Regions from separate parts of the Homo sapiens genome. Here region 2 is linked to region 1. Evidence: read pairs that join two places in POLR2A ChIA-PET (ENCODE). Cell type or tissue: OCI-LY7. All regions are shown on one strand. Each heading gives the region's core, and the rest is flanking DNA. Links, peaks and the distances in the headings are about the cores only.

What was found. Peaks named below come from ENCODE experiments on the same cell type or tissue, not always from the same donor. Only the 100,000 strongest peaks of a DNase experiment are listed, where the experiment ranks them.
Region 2: POLR2A ChIA-PET joins it to region 1 with 6 read pairs; 2 of 35 experiments call an interaction of 5 or more read pairs at or near these places.

What each region holds. Positions count from the first base shown.
Region 1 is chr16:75,575,625-75,591,390 of GRCh38, forward strand. It overlaps GABARAPL2 (GABA type A receptor associated protein like 2), which reads left to right. Exons shown (of 4, transcript NM_007285.7): 4 at 1,655-2,257. The coding sequence ends at 1,745. Among named protein-coding and RNA genes, the nearest start is that of GABARAPL2, 17 kb to the left of the region's middle. RefSeq lists a silencer at 820-899 and enhancers at 8,409-8,488, 8,569-8,618. In OCI-LY7, for the core only: a CTCF peak has its summit at 7,645; a DNase peak (open chromatin) is centred at 8,677.
Region 2 is chr16:75,767,182-75,782,947 of GRCh38, forward strand. The region is part of intron 2 of LOC105371348 (a long non-coding RNA gene); the gene reads left to right. Among named protein-coding and RNA genes, the nearest start is that of CPHXL, 49 kb to the left of the region's middle. In OCI-LY7, for the core only: no CTCF peak of the experiment used is centred there; no DNase peak of the experiment used is centred there; H3K4me3 peaks cover 697 bases.

The sequences.
Region 1 (15,766 bases), core at 3,853-11,852:
ATTTTTTAGTAGAGACGGGGTTTCACCGTTGTTAGCCAGGATGGTCTCAATCTCCTGACCTTGTGATCCACCCGCCTCGGCCTCCCAAACTGCTGGGATTACAGGTGTGAGCCACCGCGCCCGGCTTACTTTTGTATTTTTAGTAGAGACAGGGTTTCACTATGTTGGTCAGGCTGGTCTTGAACTCCCGACCTCAGGTGATCCACTTAATATATTTTATTTGACCCAGTATATCCATAATTTTATCATTTCAACATGTAATCAAAATTGAGCTATTTTGCTGCATTTTCATACTAAGTCTGAAGCCTTGTTTATGTTTTACACTGCACATCCCAATTCACACGAGCCAGACTTTCAAGTGCTGAATGTAGCTAGTGGCTGCTGTGGCAGTGATACAGGACATTTCAATCAGAGCAGAGATTTCTATTGAACAGTTCTGTTCCAGGGAGTCCTTATTTTACAAATTCCAGGCTAAGAGGTCCTCACAGGGAGCACCGTTTTTATTGTACAAGATGCTGATGACAGGTTCTTTCATATTCAAATTCAGACCTCCCCCACATTGTTACTTAATAATTCTCATCTACCCACACAGCCATCCGAGCTAAGCTTGCAAATGGGGCAGGAAGAACAGGAAAAAAACTCAAAACCTCCCCCTTCATAAATGTGGTATTTGTCCATGTTTACATGGAGGTTCCACTCAGCCCTTGAGGAGCAAAGCAGCAAGTGGGGCAGTCACTGTTTCCTCAGGTTGAGGCCTTGGACTCCTTATCTTCCCCACTGGCTCTTGGTTTATGAGTTCCCCTTTTAAGGATCTGTTGTGACTTACCTATCTGGGCTAGTGACCTCAGATGTCTCAGACTGAGCATCTTACCACTGTTTCTGGTTGATCCCTTCACTCATGGTCTTAACACATTTGCACTTCCTCTCATCTCAGAGAGTACAGTCACGGGGCAGAGCTTGCATAGGGATCCAGGTGTTACTAGTCTTACTCTGGAGCTGGTCCAACTCAGTTTCATGGCACAGAACTAGATTAGGTCTCCACTGCGCAGTCTGTTTTACTGCTTAGGGAAAGCCAGCTTTTCTACCCACACACGTTTAGTTTGAAGAGTATCTATTTTTGGAGGGTTCTTTGGGAGGTTGGGCAGGCTTCTTTGGATCCCAGATACATTTAGAGCTTTTTGCATTAAGTGTGAGGAAAATAACTTCTCTTTGATGATGTTGATACACCATGTGGGCACCCTGGGGCACAGCGGTTTAGCTGGGGAGATTCCATGAGAATGAACCCAAACTACTCTTCTTTGCTAGGGTCCTTTACCCACACAGAGGTGAGCCTTTCAGGTTCTTCATTTTGCTTAGTTTCTTCCCTTGTCCTTGGCATTTAAGAGGCATCCATGTGTTAGCCAGCCAAAGCCCCCTGAAGGAGCTGGCTGCTTTAAAGGATTTACTTGGGAGGATGTCAAATGGCTTTGCCTTCTGCAGACTTCATTTATTTTAATCTTTTTATGGCTCCTTTCTCTTGCTTTAAAACAGGATTATAAGCACACAGCAGGTACTGACACCTGAAGTCTTACTAAATTCCTGTCCTCAGGCCATCCTTTTTCTCCTGAAACCTGGACTCCAATTTTCAATGACGTTTTTGTTTTTCTCTTTCAAGCCTAACTATGGGACAGCTTTACGAGAAGGAAAAAGATGAAGATGGATTCTTATATGTGGCCTACAGCGGAGAGAACACTTTTGGCTTCTGAGGGCCATTGCTGGGCTAGGTGCACCGTAACTGCTTGTGTATCTTGTAAATAGCCAGCCATTTTCAGTTATTATACCAGAACCTCTTCACATAGACCTATTAGTGCATTTGTAACTGGATTTATTTCTTAATATATTGGAAGGTTTTGTTTCCTTAGACTAGTAAATTATCATACAGAGTTTTATTTTGAGTTTTTCTTTTTGTGCATTGTCCTCATGCCTGTATTCTCCAGGAAACTTGTCCTTCTGGAAATCATATTGAATGATATTTCTATATCGAAGTGAGGTAGGTGCGGTATTAAAGTGAAAGGGAAGGTGATGCATTTATTCTGGGTTATGCTTGAAGTGTTAGATGGCTAAGTATTAAAATTATCCAAATTAAATCCTTAGCAGTCAGAACACTTGCTTCACTAGAATATGCCAACTGCCAATCATGTTGGACTGAGCTAATTTGTTCCTCTTTCTGAAACTATTAAGGTAAATAATTAACAATAAAAATTCTCTTATAAAGGCATTGTACTGTGGCCATGTCCTTTATTCACCCGCATTTGGATGGGCCAGAGAAGTGGCTCCTACATCTGCCAGACCAGGAAGAGGGCTTGTGGAGGTCATGGCCGCACATCCTGGGTCGGGAAGCCATGGCCAGGGTCATGAGGAGAGACATTGTTTTGAATAACTAATATGTTCACATGTTTGAGGTATCGGGACAATACAAAAAGGTATACACTGAGAAGGCTTGCTCCTGCCAGCTTCCTAACCACCTCTGCCCTTTATGGGAAATTACTTTTACTGGCTTCTTGTTTCTTTTCAATATTTTAAAAGTAAATAGGATAATTTAAAGGACAGTATAATGGCACAGTAAAAAGGATAATTAAATATGAATACATATCCTTATTTTCTTTCTTCTTTTTTTTTTTTTTGAGACCGGAGTTTTGCTCTTGTCACCCAGGCTGGAGTGTGATGGTGCAATCTCAGTTCACTGCAGCCTCCGCCTCCCGGGTTCAAGGAGTTCTCCCGCCTTGCCTCCTGAATAGCTGGGATTAGAGGCATGTACCACCACGCCCAGCTAATTTTGTATTTTCAGTAGAGATGAGGTCTTATCATGTTGGCCAGGCTTGTCTCAAACTCCTGACCTCAGGTGACCCACCCACCTCAGCCTCCCAAAGTGCTGGGATTACAGGCGCCCACCACTACACCCGGCTTCTTCTTTTTCTTATACAAAGAAAACATACACTTCTATATACACTGCTTTTTTTCATTTAACATTATATTTTAGTGATCTTTCCATATCACTTCTGTGCATCTTTTTCATGTTCCTGCATTCTTTAAGGTACTGCTTTCTACTCCCTTCTTCCTAAAAATCAAGATTAGATTTATCTATGCGCATGAGTTTCATTTCTCACACATTAGTAGAGATGTGTAGGCTTGCTAGGACACAAATACATTTGAGAGGAAATGCTTAGATACTTTCTTAAATCTTCTGCAGACATACTGTGTTGGTGGCTAGAGCACTACACAGACAAGAATAAAGAAACCAGGTATGTCCCACCAGTCTAAGAACATGTAATTAAAATGACTCACACTTTCCATTGCGGAAGAAACAAAGACCTTTAACTTTATCTTCACCAAATTATATAAGCAGCTCATCCAAGCTCTCTACTGATGTCATCTTCTCAGTTGGGATCAGAGGAAACATTCTTAATTTGTCACAAACATCTTGTTGGGTCTTTACCAAACTTGAGGTAATAAAATCTGTTTCTCTTTGCTGATAGTTTCACACTAAAAGCAGTTAGAAACTGACCTCAGAGCGATCAAGGTAAAGGGAAAGCAAGCTCTGTGTTACTAAGGAATTTTATTTGCAATGACATGCTCCCAATTCAAACAGGCCTTAGCATTAAAAAGGCAGTTTATTATCTCACCTCTCAGAGGGATGGTTCACTGGCTTGAGGTGTAGCTAGAACCAGGGATCAAATAATAACATCAAAACTCCATCTCTTGGTTTTGTTTTTCTCTGTGTTCTCTCCATGTGATGGCAAAGATGGCCCCATCTTTGGAGTTGCTTAGCAACTCTAGTGGAAGGAAGAACATCTTTTCTGAGAGCACTAACAAAAGTCCCTGGGAGGTCTCTGGCCTTGCTTGGACTACCAAACAGCCCTGCTTGGGCCAGAGAATGGTGAACCTCTGCTTAAACATATGAACAGAAATAGGATTTTACAGAAGTGGAGGAGGGGTGGCTTCCCAAAGGCATTTTGATTTATTTCTGTTTCACAACCACAAACCCACAAATGCAAACGAGAAAAAACAGCTAAAGAGAAGAAAACCAAAAGGCAAGTATCGTTGAAGCCAATTGCGTTTTTTGTTTGTTTTTTTGAGACGGAGTCTCGCTGTTGTCAGCCTGGGCTGGAGTGCAATGGCACAATCTCAGCTCACTGCAACCTCCGCCTCCCGGGTTCCAGCAATTCTGCCTCAGCCTCCCGAATAGCTGAGATTACAGGCGTGTGCCACCACGCCCAGCTAATTTTTGTATTTTTAGTAGAGACGGTTTCACCGTGTTGGCCAGAGTGGTCTCGAACTCCTGACCTTAGGTGACCCACCCGCCTCAGCTCACAAAGTGCTGGGATTACAGGCGTCAGCCACCATGCCCAGCCGTGTTTTTCTTTTAAGTAATTTATAGTTAGCACTTATTAAACACCCTCTGGATACCAGATGATTTACATACATTATCACAATCTTCAAAAAGCCCCCATAAGATAGGTAGTGAAGTTTCCACAGCCACACGACTACCAAGTGGCAGAACTGAGATAATAAGTAAAACTGAAGAAGAATGATGTGGTTGGCAATGTCAAATCATTTCATGATTTTTTTTTTCTATTTATAATGTGCCTGGGAGGACTCTGGCCTTGCTTGGTGTACCAAACAGCCCCATTTGGAGCAGGGACTGGTGGGAGGGAGTAGTGAACCTCTTCTTAACCATGTAAATGTAGGATTATACAGAATCCTACAGAATAGGATTAACCATGCTGCATACTAGGGCACAAATACGAACAAAGTACTATCCTGTCTTCCAGGAGGTTTCCGTCTGGCGGTAAACCAACATGTAAAGAATAATTACAAAGCAATGTTGTAAGTGCTATAGCAGAAGTCCTGGAACAGAGGCGGGAGTAGCTATCAGCTACAAAACAAACCATTGAAGAAAGCAGCCTTATTTGGAATATCAGTCAATAACAGTGGATTTGTCAATTTTACCTTTAAAATGTAACATCTAAGTGAAGATTTTAAAAGTTAAAAAAAAAAAGCATATACTCTTCCCCCAAACCCTACTCCTCAAAAAGACACTAGACTTGTAAAATTGTACAGATGAATTTTATCAAACTAAGGAACCCCTTTCTTAAATTGTTTCAGAGATTAGAAAAGGAATAATTACATTTCTTTTGAGACTTATAAAATCTCAATGTTTAAAACTTTATAAAGATAGTATAAGAGAAAAAGTTATAGCTTTGTCTCATTTATCAACATAGAAAAATCATATATATATATTTTAAAAGAGATGGGGTCTCACTGTCACACAGGCTGGAGTGCTGGGCTGTGATCACAGCTCACTGTAGCTTCGAATTCCTGGGCTCAAGTGATCCTTCCATCTCAGCTTCATGAGTGGTGCCTGGCCCCCATGTTTAAAATATAACAGCAATGGCATGAAAAATGAACTGGATGACCCATGACTCTATAACGGTTATATATGAAAAAACAGATCCCTGTATTACACACAAAATAAATTCAAGGTGGATTAAATATCTGAATATGAGACAGCATGGCGGCTCACACCTGTATTGCCAGCACTTTGGGAGGTCGAAGTGGAAGGATCCCTTGAGGCCAGGAGTTTGAGCCCTGGGCAACGTAGTGAGACACTGTCTCTACAAAAAATTTAAGAATTAGCTGGGCCTCGTGGTGCAGGCCTATAGTCCCAGCTACTGAGGAGGCTGAAGTGGGAAGCTCAGGTGATGAGCCCAAGGAGTTTAAGGTTGCAGTGAGCTATGATTGTGCCACTGCACTTCAGCCTGGGTGACCCTGTTGCGAAAAACAAAAACAGGCCACGAACAGTGGCTCATGCCCGTAATCCCAGCACTTTGGGAGGCTGAGGTATGTGGATCACTTGAGGTCAGGAGGTCAAGACCAACCTGGTCAACATGGTGAAACCCTGTCTCTACTAAAAATACAAAAATTAGCTGGGCGTGTTAGCGGGCACCTGTAATCCCAGCTACTTGGGAGGCTGAGGCAGGAGAATTGCTTGAGCCTGGGAGACAGAGGTTGCAGTGAGCTGAGATCTTACCATTGCACTCCAGCTTGGCTGACAGAGCGAGACTCTGTCTCAAAACAGGAAAAAAAAAAAAAAAAAAAAGCACCTAAAACAAATAGAAGCCACAGACTGGGTAAGAGATATAATCAAGACATAATTAATATCCAAAATAAATAAAAGAACTCTTGGAATCAGTAACACAAACCACCTAGGCTGGGTGCTGTGGCTCACACGTGTAAGCCCAGCACTTTGGGAGGCTGAGGTGGGTGGATCACTTGGGGTCAGGAGGTCAAGACCAGCCTGGCCAACTTGATGAAACCCTGTCTCTAGGGCCAGGTGTGGTGGCTTATGCCTGTAATCCCAGCATTTTGGGAGGCCGAGGCGGGCAGATCACAAGGTCAGGAGATCGACACCATCCTGGCTAACACTGCGAAACCCCGTCTCTACTAAAAATACAAAAAATTAGCCGGGCGTCGTGGCACGTGCCTGTAGTCCCAGCTACTCGGGAGGCTGAGGCAGGAGAATTGCTTGAACCCGGGAGGCAGAGGTTGCAGTGAGCCAAGATTGCACCACTGCACTCCAGCCTGGGTGACAGAGTTGAGACTCCATCTCAAAAAAAAAAAAAAAAAAAAAGAGAAGAAAAGAAACCCTGTCTCTACTAAAAATACAAAAATTAACTGGGCGTGGTGGTGGCACCTGTAATCCCAGCTATGCGGTAAGCTGAGGCAGGAGAATCTCTTGAACCTGGGAGGTGGAGGTTGCAGTGAGCTGAGATCGCTCCACTGTACTCCAGTCTGGGCAACAGAGCAAGACTCTCAAACAACAACAACAATAAAAACAAACCACCCAGTAGAAAAATGGGCGAAAGACTTTTAAACTATTTGAGATTAGAAAAAGGAATAACCACAAATTCATTTTGAGACTTACCAAATCTCAGTGTTAAAACTTTATAAAGACAACATGAGGCCATGCACAGTGGCTCATGCCTGTAATCCCATCCCAACACTTTGGGAGGCCAAGGTGGGAGGATCAATTGAGCCCAGGAGTTTAAGCTTGCAGTGAGTGATGATCGTGCCACTTTACTCCAGCCTGGGTGACAGAGTGAAACCCTGTGTCCAAAGCAAAACAAAACCCACAGAAACAAAAAGACAGTGTAAGAGAAAAAAGAAATTATAGATCTCATTTATTAACATAGAAAAATCGTAAAGTTTTTATTTTTTTAAAGAGATGGGGTCTCGCTCTGCTGCCCAGGCTGGAGTGCAGTGGCATGTTCATAGCTCACTGCAGCCTCAAATTCGTGGGTTTAAGCAATCCTCCTGCCTCAGCCCCACAAAGTGCTGGCCAGGCTTAAGCTACCATGCCCGGCCTGGCATTTAGCTCTTTAATTTACCTTGAATTTATTTTATGTATAATTAATATAGGAATCTATTTTTTCATATGTATATAATCAATTATTTTGTGTAATTCCTACAAAAGAGAAAACCTAACAGGTCAATAAACAAAATTCTTAACATCACTCAAGACCACTGTTATTGTACCAACTCTAGAATGCACCGTTCACAAAGACTAAAATGTGAACAGCACCTCCTAGAGTTGTGTGGTATCTACACTACATTATTGGTGGCCTTGTAAAAATCTAAAGGAAACTATAGAATATAACTGCATCAAATTGGCCGAAATTAAATTTTCAACAAATGAAATATTGGTGAGGACGTGAAGCATCTAGAATTGTCATAAATGGCTATTTTGTATGTAAACTGGTACCATCACTTTGGGAAAAAGTTTGACACTGTATCTAGTGAAGTTGAAGGTGCCTGTAATCCATGGCTTAGCAAGTTCCACTTTTAGTTATATATTCCAGAAATATCCCTACATGTGTACAAGAGACATGTAGAAGAATGATCATTGCAACCTTGTTTGAACAAAAAATTGGAAACCAACTAAATGTCCACCACAGGAGAATGGAGAGATAATGTGGTATATTTATACAAAGGAATACTATATAGCAGTTGAAATAACTAGAGCCACATGTGCCAACATAAATAAATCTCCAAAACAGTACTGATAATGAAAAAAGCAAGAGGCAGTATATTCAGCATGATCCATCTCTATAATAAACTTTAAAAATTTGCAAAACAATTATATTTATTGCTTATAGATATAAACTTATGTAATAAAAGTATAAACCACGCAAGGGAATGAAACATCAAATTCAGGATGGTGGTTACCTCATGGAGGGAGGGAAATGGGATCAGGAAAGGGTAAATGTGGGGTTTCAAACACTAGTCATGTTTTGTCCAAAAAGTAAAAACCTGACGCAAAGACAGCAAAATGTTTACTGTTAATTGGGTCATGAGTGTTTCTTTTCTTTTCTTTTCTTTTTTTTTAAAGACACAGGGTCTCACTGGGTTGCCCAGGCTGGTCTTGAATTCCTGGGCTCAAACGACCCTTGCACCTTGGCTTCCTGTAACTTGGATTACAGGCACATATCACCATGCCCAGCTTCATTTTACTTTTATGTTTGAAATATTTAATCACTTTTGTTTTGTTTTTAAGTTACACCAATGAGAATAGGAATTAGGTCCTTCTCAAAGGAGAGCATCTGGCTGCCTCCATTTCTCACTTCCTCCTCCCTCCTCAGCTCAAGATAGGCAAGCTTCTACCCCTCCACTTCTCTGCCCCAGAGTTTGCTAGGCTTACCAAAATAACCTTGTCCCCCGCCCGTGGATACTTGCCACCACACCCAGCTAATTTTCATTTTTTTTTTTTGTAGCAATGGGGTGTCACTATGTTGCCAGGTTGGTCTCAAACTCCTGGCCTCAAGGGATCCTCCCCTATACTTTACGTTACTCTCTCCTGGAAGCTCCTAATTGGCTTTCTCCTGATTTTCCTCTGGTCTCTCAGTCACTCTCGTTTCTATGCTTTTCTACCCGCTCCTGAAGTCTCCATTTCCCCAGGGTTCCCTCCTCACCAGTGTCTCCTCTTCTCTATCTGCACATTCTCTGTAGATGATTTCATCTAACCCATGTCTTTAATGATGACTCCAAAATTTTTATCTCAATGTCATCTCTCTCCTGAGCACTAAACCAGTCCGTGTAAATGCCCACTATGGGCCCTTATCCTGCCAAAATCTTAACCTCTGAAACTGGGCACATCCCCTGCCTACATCTCCTGGCCCCCCAACACCAGCTTCTCTTCCTGGGTCCCATTTCACGATCCATGGCACAGCGTTCCATTCTGTCACCAACACGACAACCTGGGAGTCATCTTCAACCACTCCCTCTTCCACTCCCTGCACTCACCTCGCCCTCTGCCTGTTTCTGAAGTCAGCCCCTCACTGTGGTTCCTCAAGCCTCTATTGCCTGGGCCTCATCATTTCTCTTGAAGTTACTACAGTAATCCCCCAACTATGGTCACCTCACCACCATCCCTGCTCCTGCAGTCTGTTCTCCTTGCTACAGCAAAGAGTTATCTTTGTAAAATGTAACTTCATCTTAGCACCCATCTCTCAAAATCACTGAAGTGCAGAGCGGTCAGGATAAAACTATTCTCCTTTGCAAGGCACTCAGAGTCCTCCCTGCTGTGACCTCCAGCCTCATCCCCAGCGTCCCCCATACTCCACTAGCCCAGCCATGCTGTGCTCTCACCTCTAGCCTTTGATTATGATGTCTCTCCACTGTAAATACCCTTCCCTCTAAACTGTTGCCAAATGTACCCCCAATTCTTTTTGCTTGCTAGCCACTAATATTTCCCCTTCACCAGTTGTTTACTAAGAACCCTGCACCCTTCTCCCAGGTTGGGTATTAGACCTTTGTCACAGTCATCCTCACACTGCACTCTTTCACTATGAAGTCACTTGCCATCCTCCTTTACTCAGGAGCAACATGAGGACTCTCCCTTATCCTTGTACCCCGGCTGCAGAGCAAAATGCCTGGCACATTGATGGCATCTAGGTGTATGACTGCTCTTACCTGGAACTGAGAGCCTACTTAACAAGCACTGACACATCTTACTTTTGCAGCAGCAGCTGAAACACACTGGCCCCAAAGAGGGCATGAGACAGGCTTGTGCAATCCCAAAGGTGGCCAGAGGATCTCTTTCAAGGAGAATTTGGAAGGAGGCAATATAAATGTTCTTATTCTCAAAAGACTCATTCTTCCTTAAACAGAAAAAAGGAAAGCCTTAAAATGTACAACTGATTCCCTTTTTCATCCTTATTTCTTATAGTTTGGATGTTTGTCCCTGCCCAAATCTCAAGTTGAATTATAATCCTAAATGCTGGAGGTGAGGCCTCGTGGGAGGTGTTTGGATCATGGGGCAGATCCCTCATGATTGGTACTGTCTTCGTGATAGTTTTCACAATATCTGGTCATTTCAAGGTGTGTGGCACCTGCCTCCACTCTCTCTCTTGCTCCTGCTTTCACCATGTGAGACGCCTGCTCCCGCTTCACCTTCCATCATGAGTAAAGCTTCCTGAGGCCTCCCCAGAAGCAGATGCTAGCACTGTTTCCTGTACAGCCTGCAGAACTGTGAGCCAATTAAACGTCTTTTCTTTTCTTTTTTTTTTTTTTTTTTTTGAGACAGAGTCTCACTCTGTCACCCAGGCTGAAGTGCAGTGGCAAGATCTCTGCTCACTGCAACCTCCACCTCCCAGGTTCAAGTGATTCTCCTGCCTCAGCCTCCTGAGTAGCTGGGATTACAGGTGCCCACCACCACGCCTGGCTAATTTTTTTTTGTATTTTTAGTAGAGACGGGGTTTCACCATGTTGGTCAGGCTGGTCTCGAACTTCTGACCTCAAGTAATCCACCGGCCTTGGGCTCTCAAAGTGCTGGGATTACAGGCGTGAGCCACCTTGCCTAGCCAAATGTCTTTTCTTATAAATTACCCAGTCTCAGCTATTTATTTATAGCAATGCAAGAATGGCCTAACACACCTAAAACCAATCCTGGTGGCTGACACTGAGGAAGCAAAGCCACAGTTTGGTCGGAGGATCCACATACACCTCTGTGATCGACAGCTTTGCTCCTTCACCTGGAGCTGTTGCTTCCAGATGTGGGATGGAGCGGTGCAAACACATGTGCAGACACCTGGTGTGCAGCATGACACTCTACAAACATCTGCCCAATAGGCTTCTCCTGAGGACAGTCATGTTTATTAGCAAAAGCTCTGGAAAATGGGACTAGCAAATTGGAAGGAGTCACTTAGAAGCTGGCAGACAGACGACCTCAGCTGGAGTTTCCTAAGTGCTAGTCACTGCATGTGTGGTAGACAGCCCTCCTATACCTATCACAACCCCATTGCCAAGTGGGCAGAGCTGCCCTCATTTCAAAGGAGAGGACACTGACACTTTGAGAATGAAGTTACCTACCCAACATCACACAACTAGGACATCCTGGTGCCAAAATTCACACTTCGGTCTAATGCCAAAACCCATCTTTATTTTGCTAGTCCAGACAGTGAGAATTAAAGGGCTGTGTTTAAATGTGGCCCACAGACATGTATATAAATACCTAATTTTCTTGCTTCTCCTGAAAAAATTCTTAAGATCTAGCAACAATCAGCTAGAACAACAACAAAAACGGTTCCAGTTCATTCCACCTGCCTTAAGTTTCCTGCTCCTGAAAAGACTGGGTTTGTGACCATCGCACCATAGTCTACACACTGTCATTTATTTATTTTTGAGACAGAGTCTCGCTCTGTCACTCAGCTTGGAGTGCAGTGGTGCAATCTCGGCTCACTGCAACCTCGGCTAACTGCAACCTCCGCCTCCCGGGTTCAAATGATTCTCCTGTCTCAGCCTCCTGAATAGCTGGGATTACAGGATTAACTTGCCCAGCTAGTTTTAATATGTTTTGTTTTTTGGAGACAGAGTCTCTGTCATCTAGGCTGGAGTGCAGTGGCACGATCTTGGTTCACTGCAACCTCTGCCTCCCAGGTTCAAGAGATTCTTGTGCCTCAGTCTCCCGAGTAGCTAGCATTACAGGCATGCACCACTATGCCCAGCTAATTTTTGTATTTTTAGTAGAGATGGGGTTTTGCCATGTTAGCCAGGCTGGTCTGGAACTGCTGACCGCAGGTGATCCACCCACCTCAGCCTCCCAAAGTGCTGGAATTATAAGCATGAGCCACCATGCCTGGCCTAGTTTTTATTTTATTTTCAGACAGAGTTTCGCTCTTGTTGCCCAGGCTGGAATGCGATGGCGCAATCTTGGCTCACTGCCACCTCTGCCTCCCAGGTTCAAGAGATTCTCCTGCCTCAGCCTCCCCAGTAGCTTGGATTACAGGCGCCTGCCACCATGCCCGGCTAATTTTTATATTTTTAATAGAGGTGGGGTTTCACCATGTTGGCCAGGCTGGTCTTAACTCCTGACTTTAAGTGATCTGCCCACCTTGACCTCCCAAAGTGCTTGGATTACAGGTGTGAGCCACCATGCCCGGCCCATTTATTTTACAAAATAATTCCCTCAAAGTATATGCAAGCAAAATACTAAGCCACGTGGGCCCTTGTTGTTTGGGCTGCTGTAACAAAACACCATAGACTGAATAGTTAATAAACAATATAGCTCTATTTCTTACCATTCTGGAGGCTGGGAAGTCCAAGATCAAGGTGTGATTTGGTGTCTAGTGAGAGCCAGATTCCTGGTTTATAGACAGCCATCTTCTCATTGTGTCCTCACATGGCGGAAGAGGTAAGGAATTTCTGGAGTCTCTTTGATAAGGACACTAATCCCATTCATGAGGGCTCTGCGTTTTTTCTTTTTTTGAGACGGAGTTTTGCTCTTGTTGCCCAGGCTGGAGTGCAATGGCGCGATCTCAGGTCACTGCAACCTCCTTCTCCTGGGTTCAAATGGTTCTCCTGCCTCAACCTACCGAGTAGCTGGGATTACAGGCGCCCGCCACCACGCCCAGCTGATTTTTGTTTTTTTAGTAGAGATGGCGTTTCACCATGTTGGCCAGGCTGGTCTCAAACTCCTGACCTGAGGTGATCCACCTGCCTCCGCCTCCCAAAGTGTTGGGATTACAGACGTGAGCCACCATGCCTGGCCGGGCTCTGCTCTTAAGATCTAATCACCTCCCAAAGACCCCACCTCTGATACCATAATTCTGGGAGTTACGATTTCAACATAGGAATCTGGGGGGACACAAACATTCAGACCATAGCAGCTCTCATCTTTCATGAAGGAGGCACAGAGCCGGGCGGCACCACCTACCTGCTTTAGCACAGGTGAGTGAGCACTGTCATCAGAGCTGGTTTAACTGCACTTGCCACTCCATCACCCCGACTGCCTTCTCCCACTGTCAGCTGGCTTCACAGCCCAGCAGTTACTGACATGTTAGTAAAGAAGGACATTCACAGTGGCACTGGGTAAGCTGAAGAACAAAAGTACAGCATGAAAATGCCAGCTGAAAAGGCATTCACTGGAGGTCAAAAAGGTTCACAAGAGGCAGCAATAAACAGGGAAGTTGATGAAACTTTGGGTTGGGGGATGCACGTCCCGAAACTTACATTAAGAAAAGCTCTTTCAATTAACAAAATCGAATTCAGAGCAAACGGGTGAACTGGACTGAGTGTGCCTCTATTGTTGGGTAAAGCTTAGTAATACTGCCCACAGTATCATTTGCCAGAGATTTCTTGAGAGGTTGCACAGAAAGGTCTTGTTGTTGAACTGAAGAAAAATGTTGGGAATGGCTCTGTGATCCTGCCTGTTGTCAGGTTGGTTTCACCAGCAAGGGGCCCACCGTACCTCTCCTGTGGAGACACTGCTTAGTTTCAATGTGCTTTTCATTCTCTTGGCTGCCTGAGCAAATGGCCATCACTGTTTCCATTGTGAGCTCTTCCCCTTCCGGAGCTGAGCCCAAGTACAGGGAACATGTGCTGGAGACCAACATTTGGCAGCCTGGGTCCCACTTGGAGTGACTTTCTGCCACTCCCTTTCCTCCCACAGAGACATTTCCCTGCATTTGGTCACTGAAAAGCAGTGCCGGACAGGCTTGTTCTAAAAGCTGATTCCTAACCCTACTGGCTCATATGAATGAGGGGCAAAAAATCCATACCCAAATTCAGAGCCCAGGTTAGTCGATTGAGACAAAATTTATTTTCAGGCCGGGTGCGGTGGCTCATGCCTGTAATCCCAGCACTTTGGCAGGCAGAGGCGGGAGGATCACCTGAGGTCGAGAGTTCGAGACCAGCCTGACCTTCATGGAGAAACCCCATCTCTACTAAAAATACAAAATTAGCCGGGCATGGTGGCACATGCCTGTAATCCCAGGTACTCGGGAGGCTGAGGCAGGAGAATCGCTTGAACCCAGGAGGTGGAGGTTGTGGTAAGCCCAGATCACGCCGGTGTACTCCAGCCTGGACAACAAGAGTGAAACTCTGTCTAAAAAACAAAAAAGTTATTTTCATCCCTCCCTTGTCACCAACATGACTGAGGCCATATGTAGTCACATCAACAATGGGCAGTTTCCTAGAGAAAATTTCTCTTTGTATTATCTATCCAATTAATAATTTTTATGAGAATCCTACCTAACAGTTGAAAAAAACTGAGCATCCTAAATGCGAGGATCTAATTTGGTAGGACAGATGAGAAGTTATAAGTAGAGGTTACATACTTTCCCCACATACACATAGAAGTTAGTGGCAGAACTGGTACTAGGACACAATTGCTTGAGTATCTAGGCCCAGTTTTATTCTACTACACAAAGTAATAAGGGCTATGTTTTTGTTTTTTTGCATTTTAAATTTGAGGTATAATTACGTAAAGTACACGAACATTAACGTGTAGACTTAATTTCGACAAATGTTTACACCAATATAATCAACGCTCCAATCAAAACACAGGATGTTTCCATCTCCCAGAGGGTGCTCCTGTGCCTCTTTCTAACTCAACCGCCTGCTCCCCATCCCCCACCACATCAGGCAATAACCACTCATCTGACATCTATCCCTTTTGATTCATTTTGGGTCCCCAGTTTTAAGAAATAAAAATTGAATTCAAACAACTTTGCCTGAAGCCCTTAAATCTTTACAGAATTTTCCTACCACTTTTGGACCATAGGTATAAAGATTTGTTTTGGATTCATCTGGATGGTGTTACAGCAAGTCAGTCTCAGCCCCAGTACAGACACGTTTAAGTTTAAAAGGATTCACATTTATAGGATGTGAAGGTCAACAATTCTTCAATATGGGGTATTAAAAAAACTACTCTTTCTGGAAAATAAATGTACTTTGTCTAAAATATCTGCCTCCTTGGCTGTTTCTGTATTCAACCATTCCTTCGGGATAGCCGCCTATGGGAAGAGCTGCTTGAGCTCTTGAAAGTAAGCACTTAGATACTAAGTATTTTTCCAGTTGGAAGCTGTCTCCTGGTTTCAATAGCTTTTCTGCTGCGGTGGGACTCATTTTAACAGCTCCTCTGGCTTTCCCAGACACCATCTCAGGAGGCAGTGGCAGTTGAAAAGATAACACTGTCCTAAGCCATTTAACTAGCCAGCAAGGGAAGTGGGTTTTAGGAGCTGGAAAATTTTGGCTAAGGCTTGCTCAGAACACTGTCTTAAATCCAAAAAGTCTTGCCAAGGTCCAGGTGGAGGCAGCTTTCCCCCAGCCACAGACACTACCAAATCAGACAGGGCTTGCATTTCTTCCGACCAGAGGCACTGGCAGCCAGGGTTGGTCATTATCTCCATAGCAGCCTTGTTTCCCCAGACAGTGAGCTCATGCTTGGCGC
Region 2 (15,766 bases), core at 4,361-12,360, 190 kb after region 1:
CACTTTTATAATTATAAAATATCCTTCTTTGCCCTAATAATAATTTTTATCTTAAAATATTTTGTCAATTTTGCCTGGCATTAATATAGCTACTCCAGCTCTTCTGGTTATTGCTGGTGTATCTTTTCCATCCTTTTATGTTCCATTTATTTGTGTCTTTAAATCTTAAGTGTCTATTGTAAATAGCATATAATTGTGCTGTGTTTAAAAAAATCCATTCTCCAAATCTCTTCCTTCTAGTTTGACAGTTTGATCCACTTACTTTAATATAATTACTGATAAGATAGAATTATTTTTTGCTATTGTGCTATTTGTTTTCTATATGTATTATGTCCATTGTATTCCTCAATTCCTTGATTCTTGAATGCTTTTGTGTTAAATAGATATTTTATAGTGTAACATTTTAATTACCTTTCATTTCTCTTAAAATATATAATTTTAGTTATTTTATTAGTGGTTGCCCATGGTATTATAATTAATATTTTAAAGTTTTAAAGAGACAGTGTCTTGCTCTGTCAATGAGGCTGGAGTGCAGTGGCAGGATCATGGCTCATTGCAACCTCAGGCTCCTGGGCTCAGTGATCTTCCCACTTCTGCTGCAAGTAGATGGGACTATAGGCATACGCCACCATGGCTAGCTAATTTTCAAAAATTTTTGTAGAGACGAGGTCTCCCTGTGTTGCCCAGGCTGGTCTCAAACTCCTTGCCTCAAGTGACCCTCCTGCCTCGGCCTCCCAAAGTGCTGGGATTACAGGGATGAGCCACCATGCCCAGCCCAATATTTTAATTTATAACAATCTAGTCAATATAATACCAACTTAATTTTAGTAGTATACAAAAGTTTGCTCCAATGTAACTCTGTTTTCTTCCTTTTCTTTTTACAATTTATTCTTATATATGTTTTTAAGAGATGGGGTCTTGCTGTATTGCCCAGGCTGGTCTTGAATTCCTGGGCTCAAGTGATCCTCCTGCTTCAGTCTCCCAAAGTGCTGAGATTACAGGCATGAGCTACCATGCCCAGCCTACCTGCCTTCTTTATGCTGTTATTTTTACAAATTAGATCTTTATTGCTTGTGTACCCATCAACATAGACTTATAATTACTGGTTTATGTAGTTGTCTTTTAAATCAGATAGAAGAAAAGAAAATAACTATAAACAAAAATCATTTATGCTGTCTTTTATATTTAACCATATAGTTAACATTTACCAGTACTCTTTATTTCTTCATTTGGGTTTGAATTACTGCCAAATAACTTTCATCTAGGCCTAAAAGAACTCCTTTAGTATTTCTTGCAGGACAGCTGTGCTAGCAATGAATTCTCTTGGTTTTTTAAAAAAAATCTGGAGATGTCTTAATTTCCCCTTCAATTTTGGAGTATAGTATTGCTCTATATAGACTCCTTGATTGACAGTCTTTTACTTTCACTGCTTTGAATATGTCATCCTATTGTCTTATGTTCTCTTTTCCTTGATTTCTAATGGGAAACAGCTATTAATATTACTGAGAAGCCATTGTATATGAATCATGTCTTACTTGCTGATACCAAGTTTTTTCATCTTCATTCTTTAAGAGGTTGATTATGTTGTATTGAGGTATGAATCTTTTTAGTTTATTACACTTGAAGTTCATGTGTGCAAACCAATATTTTTCAACAAATTTGGGAAGTTTACAAGCATTATTTCTTCAAATATTGGTTCTTGACATTTCTCTCCTCTCCTTCTGGGTCTCCCATTACATATATATTGGTACTTTCAGTAATTTCCCACAGGTCTCTGAAACTCTGTTCATTTTTCTTTGTTCTTTTTCTTTTCTGTTCCTCAGACTGGATAATTTCAATTGACCAATTTTGAAATTTGTTGATTTTTTATGTCTTTTCATATCTGTTACTGAGAACCTGTAGTGAATTTTTCTTTTCTGTTATTAAGCTTTTCAATTTTATAACTTTTATTTTAAAGTTGAATTTTATAATTTCCATCTCTTTATTGATGTTTTCTGTTTGGTTAGACATTGTTCTCATACTTCTTTAGGCACACTCTCCTTTTGGTCTTTGGGCATATTTAGACTAAATGATTTAAAGTCTTTTCTAGTAAGTCCAATATCTGGGCTTCCTTTAGGACAAATTCTATTGATTGTTTATTTTTATGTATGTGTGTTGGCAGTACTTTATTTCTTTGCATGACTTATAATTTTTTACATTATTGAAACCTGGACATTTTAATAGGTATTATGTGGCAAGTTTGGAAATCAGATTTTCCTACATGTCCATGGCTTGTTTTTATTGTTGCTTATTGGTTATTGTTACCTGTTTGCGTACTTACGTTTCTTTTTTTTTTGAGACAGAGTCTTGCTCTGTTGCCCAGGCTGGAGTGCGGTGGTGCGATCTTGGCTCACTGCAAGCTCCGCCTCCCGGGTTCACGCCATTCTCCTGCCTCAGCCTCCTGAGTAGCTGGGACTACAGGTGCCCACCACCATGCCCAGCTAATTTTTTTGTATTTTTAGTAGAGACAGGGTTTCACCATGTTAGCCAGGAAGGTCTCGATCTCATGACATTGTGATCCACCCACCTCGGCCTCCCAAAGTGCTGGGATTACAGGCATGAGCCACCGCGCCCGGCTCTTACTTACATTTCTAAGGCAATTCAGTAAAGTTTGTATTCTTTGTCATGTATGGGCATTGATGCCACTACTCAGTTAGCTTAGTGGTTAGCTAGTAATTAGACAGGTTTCCTTAGAGGTCTGGAATCAATAAATCTTTCATTTGCTGAAGGGCTCTCTGTGCATGTTGGGTCATGTCCTCAAAACTTAGGCAGCTTGTAACTCCATCTAAGCCTTTTCTTACTGCCTACATAGATCCTCAAGGTAAGCAGAGATGAGAGCTGAGGGCCTTTCCAGGTCTTCCCTGAGCTTGTGTACTATCCTGGGAGTACACATGGTCATTTAGATCCCTGAGATTTTGTCAGAGCCTTCTGATGTCCTTCTAGACATCTTATTTTCAAACTTCTATTTTATTTTCAAGGTTTTTGGTTAGTCCTTTGTTTGCCTCAGCTGTTGTTAATCTCCTCAGGCAGCCACAAAGTTAAAACACTTGCCTGTAATTGTCTCCAAAAATAACATCACCTGACAGAAATCCTCTGAAGTGAGTGAGCTCCAAGGCAGCCTCTTAATGAGTTTTTCAAGAGAACCACCAGACAAATAAGAAATGATAATATTGGCTGGGTGCAGTGGCTCATGCCTGTGGTCCCAGCACTTTGGGAGGCCAAGGCAGGTGGATCACGAGGTCAGGGGATCGAGACCATCCTGGCTAACATGGTGAAACCCTGTCTCTACTAAAGGTACAAAAAGCTGGCTGGGTGTGCTGGCAGGCATCTGTAGTCCCAGTTGCTCGGGAGGCTGAGGCAGGAGAATGGCGTGAACCTGGGAGGCAGACCTTGCAGTGAGCCAAGATCGTGCCACTGCACTCCAGCCTGGGCGACAGAGCAAGACTGTGTCTCAATAAAAAAAAAAAAGAGATAATATTTTGGGAATTATACTTTGAAAGAGCTTCATCTCTATTCTGGTCCCACTGATGACTGCTAGGCAGCACCAGCAATGCAGATGAGTATTTTTCAAGGCTTTTTCTGAGCTAGAGAGTGGGGGGTGGGACCAGGGAAAGTTAAAATGTCACAAAGCTAACTTTTCTTACAGCCATCCAGCCATTTTTCTTGAGTAAACTCTCCCCAGGTCATGGGAAGCTTTTAATTCTTTTTTTTTTTTAAATTTCTACATCCACTTCAGTCACACAAAATCTTTTGATTCATTTCTGGAGATCTGAAAAAGGTAATTCTGACCATTTAAATAATTTTTTCATTGCTTTTATGGAAGGGTGAATTTTTGAGGGTCCCTGCTCTGCCATTTTTGCTGATGTTACCACCATCAAGATTTTCTTCAGCAGGGGTCTGCAAATCTTTCCTAGAAAGGTACCAATTGTAAATGCTTTAGGTATTGTGCTTCAGATTGTGTTTGTCACAGCTACTCAACACTGCCATTGTAGTACAAAAATAGCCATTGTAAGTATATAAATAAATGGCTGTGTTTCAATAAAACATTATGTATAGAAAAGTCACAGACTGGATTTGGCCCAAGGATCATATTTTGCCAACCCCTCTTTTTAAAGATAAAAAACAACCTTAGAATCCTTCTCAGACCACACTGCTCTTTAGTCATCTTCTTTCTGTTCTCACAGAGGTTGTTTTTCTTCCAACTGAGATACACTAAGATGTTTAAACATTTAAGACATATTTAATTCTGCATTTTTACTATAATTCAGAAAATTTGTTTTTGTTGCTTTCAATTTTTATTTACATTTCCCCCCTGAATTTACATTATTACTGCAACCAGAGAACCAAATCAAAATAAATTGATTCATTATCCTCCAGAATATGGGTTATGTATTAGATTCCAAAGGAAGTAAAACAAGTTTAAAATATACAAAGTTTCAATTAACTTTATTTTTGTAGAGTGTAGAACACTGTCTTACTTACATAAACTATCCAGTGGTTAAAAAAAGGTGCTGATCAGGAAATGGAGAGTGAATGGGAGCATTAATGGGAATATGTAGAAAGAAATCTTACACTAAATAAAATATCCAATAGAAGCTTTGATTGGAGACCACAAGAGGCCATATATCTTTTGAGTCAAAGAGAAAACTCTTGGGGTTAAAAAGAATACAGTTAATTTCTATATCACTGATATATAGTAGATTACCAAAAAAGGTAATGCAGAGTGAAAAATAAATTCTAATAGAATCCCAGTGAACTGTAAGGTAGGAGGTATCTTATCTCTAGGTAGGTAGCTGCTTACCAGGTATATTTTGATGACTACTAAGAAGAGCCTGTAGATGTCCTTCTACTTCAGCTCTTCCTGTGATTTCATAAATACTTATTTCACAGGCCTTTTCCTGATGAGTAAAATAATGCAATATATGTGTAATTTTTTGCTGTCTATGATCATCTTCTTCCTGATTCCTAGTTTGATTTAGACTTCCAAGAAGTTAGAATGTACAAGACATTGGGTCCCAGTAGAAAGAAAATGACAGATGTAAGTAATGGTGAAAAAAAGGGAAGTAAAATGACATTAGAGGAAGATAATCCCATATCACAATTTTGCCTGTGGTCCTTCTAGTAGTTGAATTTCTTTGTCTCTTAGGTTTGCATTTGCTATCCTTGTCACTATCTTCTTCTCCTTCTCCTCCTCTTCTTCTTCCTCCTCCTCTTCTTCTTCTTCTGAAAGAAAGAAAGAAAGAAACATGGCTATATAGTGTTGGAGCAGCCCTTCCACTGAAAACAACTATAAAAGAAGGAAGAACTATGAGTTTTTGATGGGATAGCAGAGCTACCAAAGCAGTAAAGATTTGATGAAACAAATTCCCAGAAAGAAGGTAATCCTAGGATTTGAGCTCAATATTTGGCATAACTTATATCTTCAACGCATTTGCTGATAGAGAAAGCAGGAGCTGGAGATTTCAGCTGAAAACCAGAGCAGAAAGCAGTAGCCAGCATCCGAGCAGAACATTTGCCAGTTTCACAAAACTGGAGAGATGAATATTGAAGATCACAGCTAGACAAAGACTACAAATAATGTAAAGTCTTTAATAGTCTTTAACAAACAATGTAAAGACTTTACAAATAATGTAAAATGTTCAAGAAATTAAATGATCAAATAGAACATTTAAACAGGAACTGGAATTTTTATTCCAGTAATTGGATTTTTTATTCAATCCAATAAAAAGGATTGAATACCAAGTCTAGAACTGAAATATGCAGTAACTGAATATTAAAAATTCAATGGATGAATTTAACAACAGATTAGATGTAGCTGAAATGAGAAAATTAGCAATTTGGAGGATAAATCTAAGAAATATACCAATAGAGAAAGGAAGAGGCAAAGTAATGGAAGATAAAAGACCAAAGAGAGAATGAAAGGTCTAACATATATGTTATTATAATCCTTGAAAAAGAGGAGAGAAACCATAAAAAAGAAAGAAATCTTGTATCTGAAAATCTACATGCTGCTACTATCAAGTTATTTGTTTGTAAGTGTATTACTCTTAAGCTTTAGAGCACTTTACACAAGTTTTATAATACCTTCCAATATTTAAATTTTTAGTATTTTAATGTTAAGTAGATTTTTGTCTTTAACCTATTCTAATTATTTATAGTAGATTAAAAATAATTGCATAATGAAAATATATTGTTTTACATTGAAAAGTCATGGATAATTAAAAAGAATTATAAATTAAACACTAAAATTATTAAAATGCAAAAGTTTCTTCCTTTTTAATTTTTTTTTCTGAGACAGGGTCTTATTCTGTTGCCCACGCTGGAGGAGTGCAGTGGTCCTATCATGGCTGACTACAGCCTTGACCTTCTGGGCTCAAGTGATCCTCCCATCTCAGCCTCTTGAGTAGCTGGAACCACTGGCACATGCCACCATGCCCAGCTAACATTTGTTTTTTTTCATACAGATGGGGTTTTGCTATGTTGTCCAGGCTGGTCTCAAACTCCTGAGCTCAATTGTCCCACCTTGGCCTTCCTAAGTACTGGGATTACAGGTGTGTGCCACCACACCCAGACATTTTTAAAAAATTAAATTAAATTTATTATTTTTTTTTGGTAGAGATGGGGTTCTCACTTTGTTGCCCAGGCTGGTTTTGAACTCCTGACCTCAAGTGATCCTCCTGCTTTGGCCTCCCAAAGTGTTGGAATTACAGGCATGAGCCACCAATCCAGGCCCAGGCAAAAGTTTCTAAATAAAATTTGGCTACATTTTATGTCTGAGTACGTAGAGTTTTGTTGCTGCTGTTGTCATCCATGGTGGGGGGTTAACAACTCACAAAAACTACTACTTATAAAATTATCAGCTATACAATTATTGGACAAAATATATTATTTCACTCTATACATAAACAATTCATTAGAACTTGAAGGAATTGTAGAATATGGAAGAGATGCTTCTGCTGAAATAAGGAGAATGTGAAATACCTCCTCATGGAATGCTGTCATTTTCACTTATCAGTTCCAAATATTAGGAAAGAAAACTCTGAGTAGATTATAGTCTGATACATAATGGCATAATGATAGCTGTTAAATAAAGAAACCACATGTAATTATCAAATTTTGCATGAGTCAGTTGCTTTTCAGTCTCACTAGAGCTGAAATAAAAGTATTTTAAGTCTCTTTCATTTCCCATTTTGACCCTGGGATGTACTCATTTGCCCGGCAAGAAAATTTCCCCTAAATGACTCTAAATGGAGAGATGAGGGACAAAGGGAAAGCAAATACAAAGATATATAACAAATAGCTTGGATTATACATGAAATAATTAACAAGCCAATGTTCCCCAGAACTGGCAATCCACTCACAGAACAAGAATTCACATGTGCATTTGACAAATAATACAACCAATTATGCGTAAGTCTGTGCTAGATCCATTTAGACTCACAGATACAGGCATTTAATGAAATGTGGAAGATATTAGTTGTAACTTCTATCCAAAGCCTAAATCCTGTGGAATATTCCAGGCCCATGGGTAATGGGAATCTACTTGAAAGCATCCAGTGATCAGAAACACACTAGCTCACTTTCAGATGGAGTTATTTTTGCAAAGTTAGAGATAGTGTAATAATACATGCCTCCCTGAAATTTTCAAATGTTGGTCTTTGTTTTCTTTCATGAAGCTATGCAAAAATTGTATAGTTCCTATTTAAAATAGCATACTTTCTGAGATCTGTAAACAGATATCATGATCTTAAGTCTTGCTTTCTCTAGGCCAAATATATTTGCTTTTAAAAATTAATATTCATATAATTCAGTTTTTGGGCAGTTCAATATCTGGCTAACTTTATCCTAGATTCATCCAAGTTTGTCAGCATCATTTGTAAAACAAAGTGCTGACATTTAAACACAATACTCTGTCCAGTTTTATTTCTCTTTCTCCAACTAGATGATAAGATCCTAAAGGAATTGGAGGAGAGGAGACTCCTTGTAATGAACAGAATTAATGAGAATCTGGAAGATCTTGGTAGTAAATTAATGAAGGTCTATGTATTTTTCTCTCAAAATGAAGAAATAAAAATATCAGAAATTTAAACAAAGAAACTGCTTACTTAGTTTATTATCAAAATAAGAATATAGTATAATGTGGCATAATTTTGAATAATCTATGGAGAGGAAGAGTAGAAGCTCCATTTGATTAGATTCTAAGAACGTTCCCCATCAAGGGAGTGTGTTGGACTTCTGAGAAGGAAATCTAATTATAGCACACTGTGGCTCTTGAGAAAATTATACTTACATAGTTATTTTTAAAATTAAGTATGTTTCTTGTGGTTTCAATGAGGTTGAAGTGATGTTTTTCAATCAAAACTAATTTTTTTACCTGTGTATAAGCAAACAAGATTCAATTATAGCTACTTAATGCAAATATCATTTACTGTGTTGATAGACAAGCAAAATTCTACTTGAGAGAAGCTGGGAGGTTGAGGAGGGAGTTGCTGAATTAAAGAAAACGATAGGGTTGTTAATATCTTAATTTTGCATAATGGGGAATAAAGATATATTGTCTGAAGTTAACAGAATAATGACTGTGAGGTATATCTTCTATTTATCAAACTGGTAAGGCAATAGTTATATAAATTTCTCAATCTATAAATAATATAATATAAAATATAAATGTTATATATATTAAATAATATATACAATATTTTTATTATAAATATAATAATATTTATAATATGGGGTATGTTTCTGATGAAGAGAACTGGGAGCAGGCAGATCTATTATCACAGGACTGTGTATTATTTGTATATTTTTTGGTATACTTGTAGTACTTGATAAAATTATATAACATTAAATGAAAAATACACAAATGATTTCAAAACCTAATCAGTTCTGGTTCCAAAATGGCAGTGTAGAAGCAAGCTGGCTTCACATCCCTACCCAGAAAACAAAAAATAAATATACAGTGCTGAGATTATCACCAGCAATATCCCAGAATTCATATATGGGAATGAGACAGTTCCCAGGGCCATGGAGAAGTGGAAAAAATCTGAGTATACAGTAAGATAATTGGACTTCCATATCCACAACACCCTTCCCTCTAATCTGTCTACCACCAAGCCATGCAGGAAATTTCCCCTTGATTCAGGGTTTCTGCACTGGAAAAAGTGAGGTCAAGATGGACCACCAGCTTCCACACCACCTTGATTCACTGGCAGGATAACATAGTGACATAGTGAGACCCAGTTTCTTAGACATAGTGAGACCCAATTTCATAGGGCCATAAAGACCTAGTAACACAGTGACAGTGAGACTCAGTTTCTAAGACAAATAACCCTCACAAAAAACCCCCAAAATATAGAAAATCAACAAAATGGAAAGTTGGAAAGAAAGTTTTAAAAGATACATAAAATTGACAAACATTTAGCTAGACTAAGAAAAAAAGAGAGAAGACCCAAATAAATAAAACTAGGAACAACAAAAGGAGACATAACAACTGAGGCTACAGAAATATAAAGAATCATTAGAGACAATTCTGAATGATATGCGAACAAATTGGAAAAATCTAAAAGAAATGGATAAATTCCTGACCCACCAAGACTGAACCATGAAGAAATGGAAAACCTTAACAAACCAATGATAAGTAATGAGATCGAAGCCATAATAAAAAGTCTCCTATTGGCCAGGCGTGGTGACTCACGCCTGTAATTCCAGCACTTTGGGAGGCCGAGACAGGCAGATCACAAGGTCAGGAGATCGAGACCATCCTGGCTAACACGGTGAAAACCTGTCTCTACTAAAAATACAAAAAATAAATTAGCCGGGCGTGGTGGCGGGCGTCTGTAGTCCCAGCTACTCAGGAGGCTGAGGCAGGAGAATGGCGTGAACCCGGGAGGTGGAGCTGGCAGTGAGCTGAGATCGTGCCACTGCACTCCAGCCTGGGCGACAGAGTGAGACTCCGTCTCAAAAAAAAAAAAAAAAAAAAAAAAGAGTCTCCTATAAAAGAAAAGCCCAGTACCTGATGTCTTCGCTGCTGAATTCTACCACACATTTAAAGAGTAACTAATACCACTTCTACTCAAACTCTTCAAAAAAATTGAAGTGGAGAGAACACTTCCAAACTCATTCTATGAGGTGGACATTAACCTGATACCAAAACCAGACAAGGACATGACAAAAAAAGAAAACTACAGGCCAATATCACTGATGAATGTAGATATAAACATTCTCAACAAAATACTAGCAAACCAAATTCAACCACACATTAAAAAGATCATTCATCATGACCAAATGGGATTCATCCTATGGATGTAAGTATGGCTCAACATATGCAAATCAATAAACATGATACTTCACATTAATAGAACCAAGAACAAAACCCATATGATCACTTCAATAGATGTCAAAAAAGCATTTGATAAAATTCTACATCCCACCAGGCACAGTGGCTCACACCTGTAATCCCAGCATTTTGGGAGGCCGAGGAGGGCAGATTGCTTGAGCCCAGGAGTTCCAAACCAGCCTGGGCAATACAGTGAAACCTTGTCTCTACAAAAAAGACAAGAATTAGCCGAGTGTGGTGGCAAGGGCCTGCAGTCCCAGCTACTTGGGAGGCTGAGGTGGGATGATTGCATGAGCCCAGGAAGTTGAAGCTGTAGTGAGCTGTGATCGTACCACTGCACTCCAGCCTGGGCGATAGAGCCAGACCCTGTCTCAAAAAAAAAAATAAAACAAAATAAAAAAATAAAAATAAAAATAAAGGAAAAGAAAAGGAAAAACGAAAAAAAAATCTATATATTTTTCATGACAAAAGTCCTCAAAAAAACTGATTATAGAAGGAACATACCTCAAAATAATCAAGGGCATATGTGACAGACCCACAGCTAATGTACTGAATGGGGAAAAATTGAAAGCCTTTCCTTTAAGATCTGGAAGAAGACAGGGATGCTTACTTTCACCACTTTAATTCACCATAATACTGGAAGTCCTGGCTAGAGCAATCAGGCAAGAGAAAAAAATCGAGGGCATCCAAATTAGAAAAGAAGAAGTCAAATTAGCCTTATTCACAGATGACATGATCTTATATTTAGAAAAAACCAAAAGACTCCACTGAAAAAGTGTTAGAACTGATAAATGCATTCAGCATAGCTGCAGGATACAAAATCATACAAAACCAGGAGCATTTATGTATGACAACAGTGAGTAATCTGAAAAAGAAAATAAGAAAACAATTCCATTTACAATAGCTACAAAGAATATAAAATACCTAGGAATCAATTTAGTCAAGTGAAAGATCTATACAAGAAAAAGTATAAAAGAGTGATAGAAAAATTGAAGAGGACACAAAAAAGGAAGGAGAGTTCATGCTCATGGATTGGAAGAATTAATATTGTTAACATGGCAATACTACCCAAAGCCATTTACAGATTCAATGCAATCTCTATGAAAATATCAACGACATTCTTCACAGAAATAGAAAAAAACTGCTAAAATATACATAGAACTACAAAAGACCCCGAATAGCCAAAGCAATCCTGATCAAAAAGAACAAAGCTAGAGGCATCATATTATCTGACTTCAAAATATACTAGAAAGCTATCTTAATAAAAACATCTTGGTACTGGAATAAAAACAGACACATGGAAGAATGGAACAGAATAGAGAATTCAGATATAACCCCATATATTTACAGCCAACTCATTTTTTTTCTTTCTTTCTTTCTTTCTTTCTTTCTTTCTTTCTTTCTTTCTTTCTTTCTTTCTCTTTCTTTCCTTTTTTTTTTCTTTTTTTAAATGAGACAGTCTCATTCTGTTGCCCAGACTGGAGTGCAGAGGGGTGATCTCGGCTCACTACAACCTCTGCCTTGTGGGTTCATGTGATTCTTGTGCCTCAGTCTCCTGAGTAGCTGGGACTACAGGCTTGTAACACCATGCCCGGCTAATTTTTGTATCATTAGTAGACATGGTGTTTTGTCATGTTGGCCAGGCTTGTCTTGAACTCCTGGCCTCATGCGATCCATCTGCCTTGGCCTCTCAAAGTGCTGGGATTACAGGTGTGAGACACCGCACCTGGCCTATAATCAACTCATTTTCAACAAAGAAGATATAGTGGGGAAAGGACAGTCTTCTCAATAAATGGTCTTGGGAAAACTGGATAGCCATATGCAGAAGAATGAAAGCAGACCCCTGTCTGTCACTCTATACAGAAATAAAATCAAAATGGATTGAAGACCTCAATATAAGACCCAAAACTATAAAACTACCAGAAGAAAACTTTGAGGAAATGCTCCAGGACATTGATCTGGGCAAATATTTTTTTGTGTAAGACTTCAAAAGCACAGGCAACAAAAGCAAAAATAGACAAATGGGACTACATCAAACTAAAAAGCAGCAAAAGAAACAGTCAACACAACGAAGAGATAACCCACAGAATGGGGGAAAATATTTGCAAACTATGCATCTGACTAGGATTAACAACCAGAATATATAAGGAACTAGAAAAACTCAATAGCAAGAATACAAAATCCAATTAAAAAATAAGAAAAAGATCTGAACAGACATTTCTGAAAAGAAGACATAAAAATGACCAATGAGTATATTAAAAATAACCATCATTGATCATTAGAGAAATTGAAATCAAAACCACAATGAGATATCATCTTAAGGTAGGAGGCAGGACTTGACTCCAGAGGTGGGACTTGAACACCGGACTAGATTGAGGACTAGCTAAAACAGGGCTTGGGTGGAAGCAGCTTTCTAATCAGATTCACCCACTAATGTGCCATATGAATTTACCATTGCCATGGCAACACCCGGGAGTTACTGCCCCTTTCTATAGCAATGACCAGATGACACCAAAGTTAGTGCCCCTTCCCTAGAGATGTCTGTGCAAACCACCCCTTAATCTGCATGCAATTAAAAATGGGTATAAATATGACTGCAAAACTGCCCTAAGCTGCTACTCTCTGTCTAGAAGGTAGCCCTGCTCTGAGGAGGAGTCACAAAGCTGTAACACTGCCTCTTCAATAAAACTTTCTTCCACCTCCTGTTTGTCCTTGAATTATTTCCTGGGCAAAGCCAAGAACACTCTGGACTAAGCCCCACTGTGGGGCTCACCTGCCCAGCTGAATCAATCTTACCTCAGTTACAATGTCTTTTATCAAAAGACTAGAAATAACGGATGCTGGTGAGGATGTGGAGGAAGGCGAACTCTCATACACTGTTGGTGGGAATGTAAATTAGCACAGCCACTTCGGAAGACAGTATGGAGCTTTCTCAGAAAATGGAAAATAGAACTGCCATATGATCCAGCAATTCCACTACTGGAGATATATATAAATGAAAATCAATATTATTGAAGAAATATCTGCACTCTCATGTTTATTGCAGCACTATTCACAACAGTCAAAATATGGAATTAATCTAAATGCCCATCAATGGATAAATGTGGTACATATATACAACAGAATATTATTCAGCTACAAAAAAGAATAAAATCCTGTCACTTGCAGCAACATGAATGGAACTGGAGGTCATTATGTTAAATGAAATAAGCCAAGCATAGAAAGACAAATGTCTGATATTCTTGCCTGTGGGAGCTAAAAAAGTGAATCTCATGGAGATAAGTTGCTTTCAGAGGCCAGGAAGTGCTTATCAGAGGCCAGGAAGAGTAAAACGGGGAAGAGAAGTTGATTAATGAGTACAAACATACAGTCAGATAGAAGAAATAAGACCTGGTGTTTAGACAGATCAGTAGAATGACTATAGTTAACAATAATCAATTACACATTTCAAAATAGCTGGAAAAGAATAATTTTAATGTTCTCAGCATAAAGAAAGACAAATATTTAAGGTGATGGATATTCCAATTACCCAGATTTGATCTTTACACATTATATGAATGTATCAAATGATCACATATGTCCCCAAAATGTGTATAATCTGTTGTGTGTCAATAAAAAAATTGAAAAAAAAAAACAAAACCCCTAATCAGGTTATTGGATGAATTTAGGGTGGAGGTCAAGTAAGTGTTCTAATTTCTTCATTTCCTTTCATGAGCTTACTTTCCACTTTTGAAAACTTACTTTACTCATAGCCAAGAATACGTGAGCTTATTCTCCCTGCATGGGCTTGAATATGTTTGAAAAAAGATGGACCTAGTACAATCTGGCCATTCATGCAGCTGTAATACAGATCAATTACAGAAACGGGAGGTGGAATAAGCACTATCAATGTTGTTTGGAGAAAAATGTAAAAAACAAAACCAAATCATGAGGCATAGATATTGATGGCTGGCAAACAAATACAGAAAACAGAGCAACCTGGAATATATTGATCATAGGTGCCGTGGCTCATTGAGTCTGTTGGAGAAACAGGCAGAATTGAAATTCCAAAGATCCTAGTGAAAAGTGACTTAGCTGCTCACTGTAGAAAAGAATGTGGATCATACAGTAGATTACACAGCTACACTTGGACAGTGACTTCATCAGCCATGCGATATTCTAATTTGCAAAATGATGAGATGAGACAGGGGCAGCAACGGCAGCACAGAGAGATGACCCGTTCCACCTCTTCCTTTGGTGGCCACATTCTATATTTAATACAGAGAATATAAAGCCATAAACCAGCTTCCTTTTCTCTGCAGCCACACCTAAGAGAAAACATGCATATTCAGAACATACCATGGGCTCTTTTTCTCTCTAGCAGTCTGTATTTAGTCACATTTCAGAACTTCATGAGATGATGAATCTCCAGCATCTGAGAGGGATGTTGTGTGTTACTAGAATCATGAAATCATTTTGAGGAGCTAAGAGGCAAGGTACTAAGTAGCATTAAAACCTCGAGAACCTGGTATCTGAGTGATTCAAACTTTAAAACCTGAAATGCAGAGACTACGGGTAAGAAATTGCCTTACCCATATGCCTGATCACCACATTCCCCAGATTAAAATACAGTGAGAGTGAAGAGAGTCACATCAGCAAAATGGTGAGTAGACAGCTACAAGCACACATTTCTCTAAGAAACCTGGAAAAACAAGCAGAAACTGTCAGAACCAACTTTGTCAGAACTCTAAAACACTCAAAGATTTATAAAAACTAACTAAATGCTGAATCAAGAGTAAGATGACTTAAAAATTTTCCTTGCATTCAAGGAAATCCCTGTTAGTTGAACACAAGCTAAAGGAACAGAAACTTCAACCACACGTGATAAAAAATATAGTCTGCAAAAATAGTTTGAAAAAACTCACTAAATATATGACTGTGGTCTTCAATAAACAAGAACATTAAACTCTGGGTAAGGGAGATAATCTGATTTTCAGAGTTACCACATTACAATATTCAGATGTTCAGTTTTCCTTTTTAAGTTAAACATTTAGATTTCATTTTAGGCTATATAGAACAGTTTTAGGTTTACAGAAAAATTGAGCATGAAATACAGGGAATTTTTATATATCCTTTCTCTCTCCCCACAAAGTTTCCCCTGTAACTAACATCTTGCTTTAGTGTGGCACATTTATTACAAGTGATGAATAAATGTTGATACATGATTATTAATTGAAGTCCATAGTTTACATTATGATTCAGTCTGTGTTGTATAGTTCTGTGGGTTTTGACAAATGTATAATTGCATACATCCACTATTACAATATTATAAAAAATAGTTTAAAAATTATTTTAAATTGACAAATAATAATTGTATATATGTTTATGGAGTACAATGTGATATTTTGATGT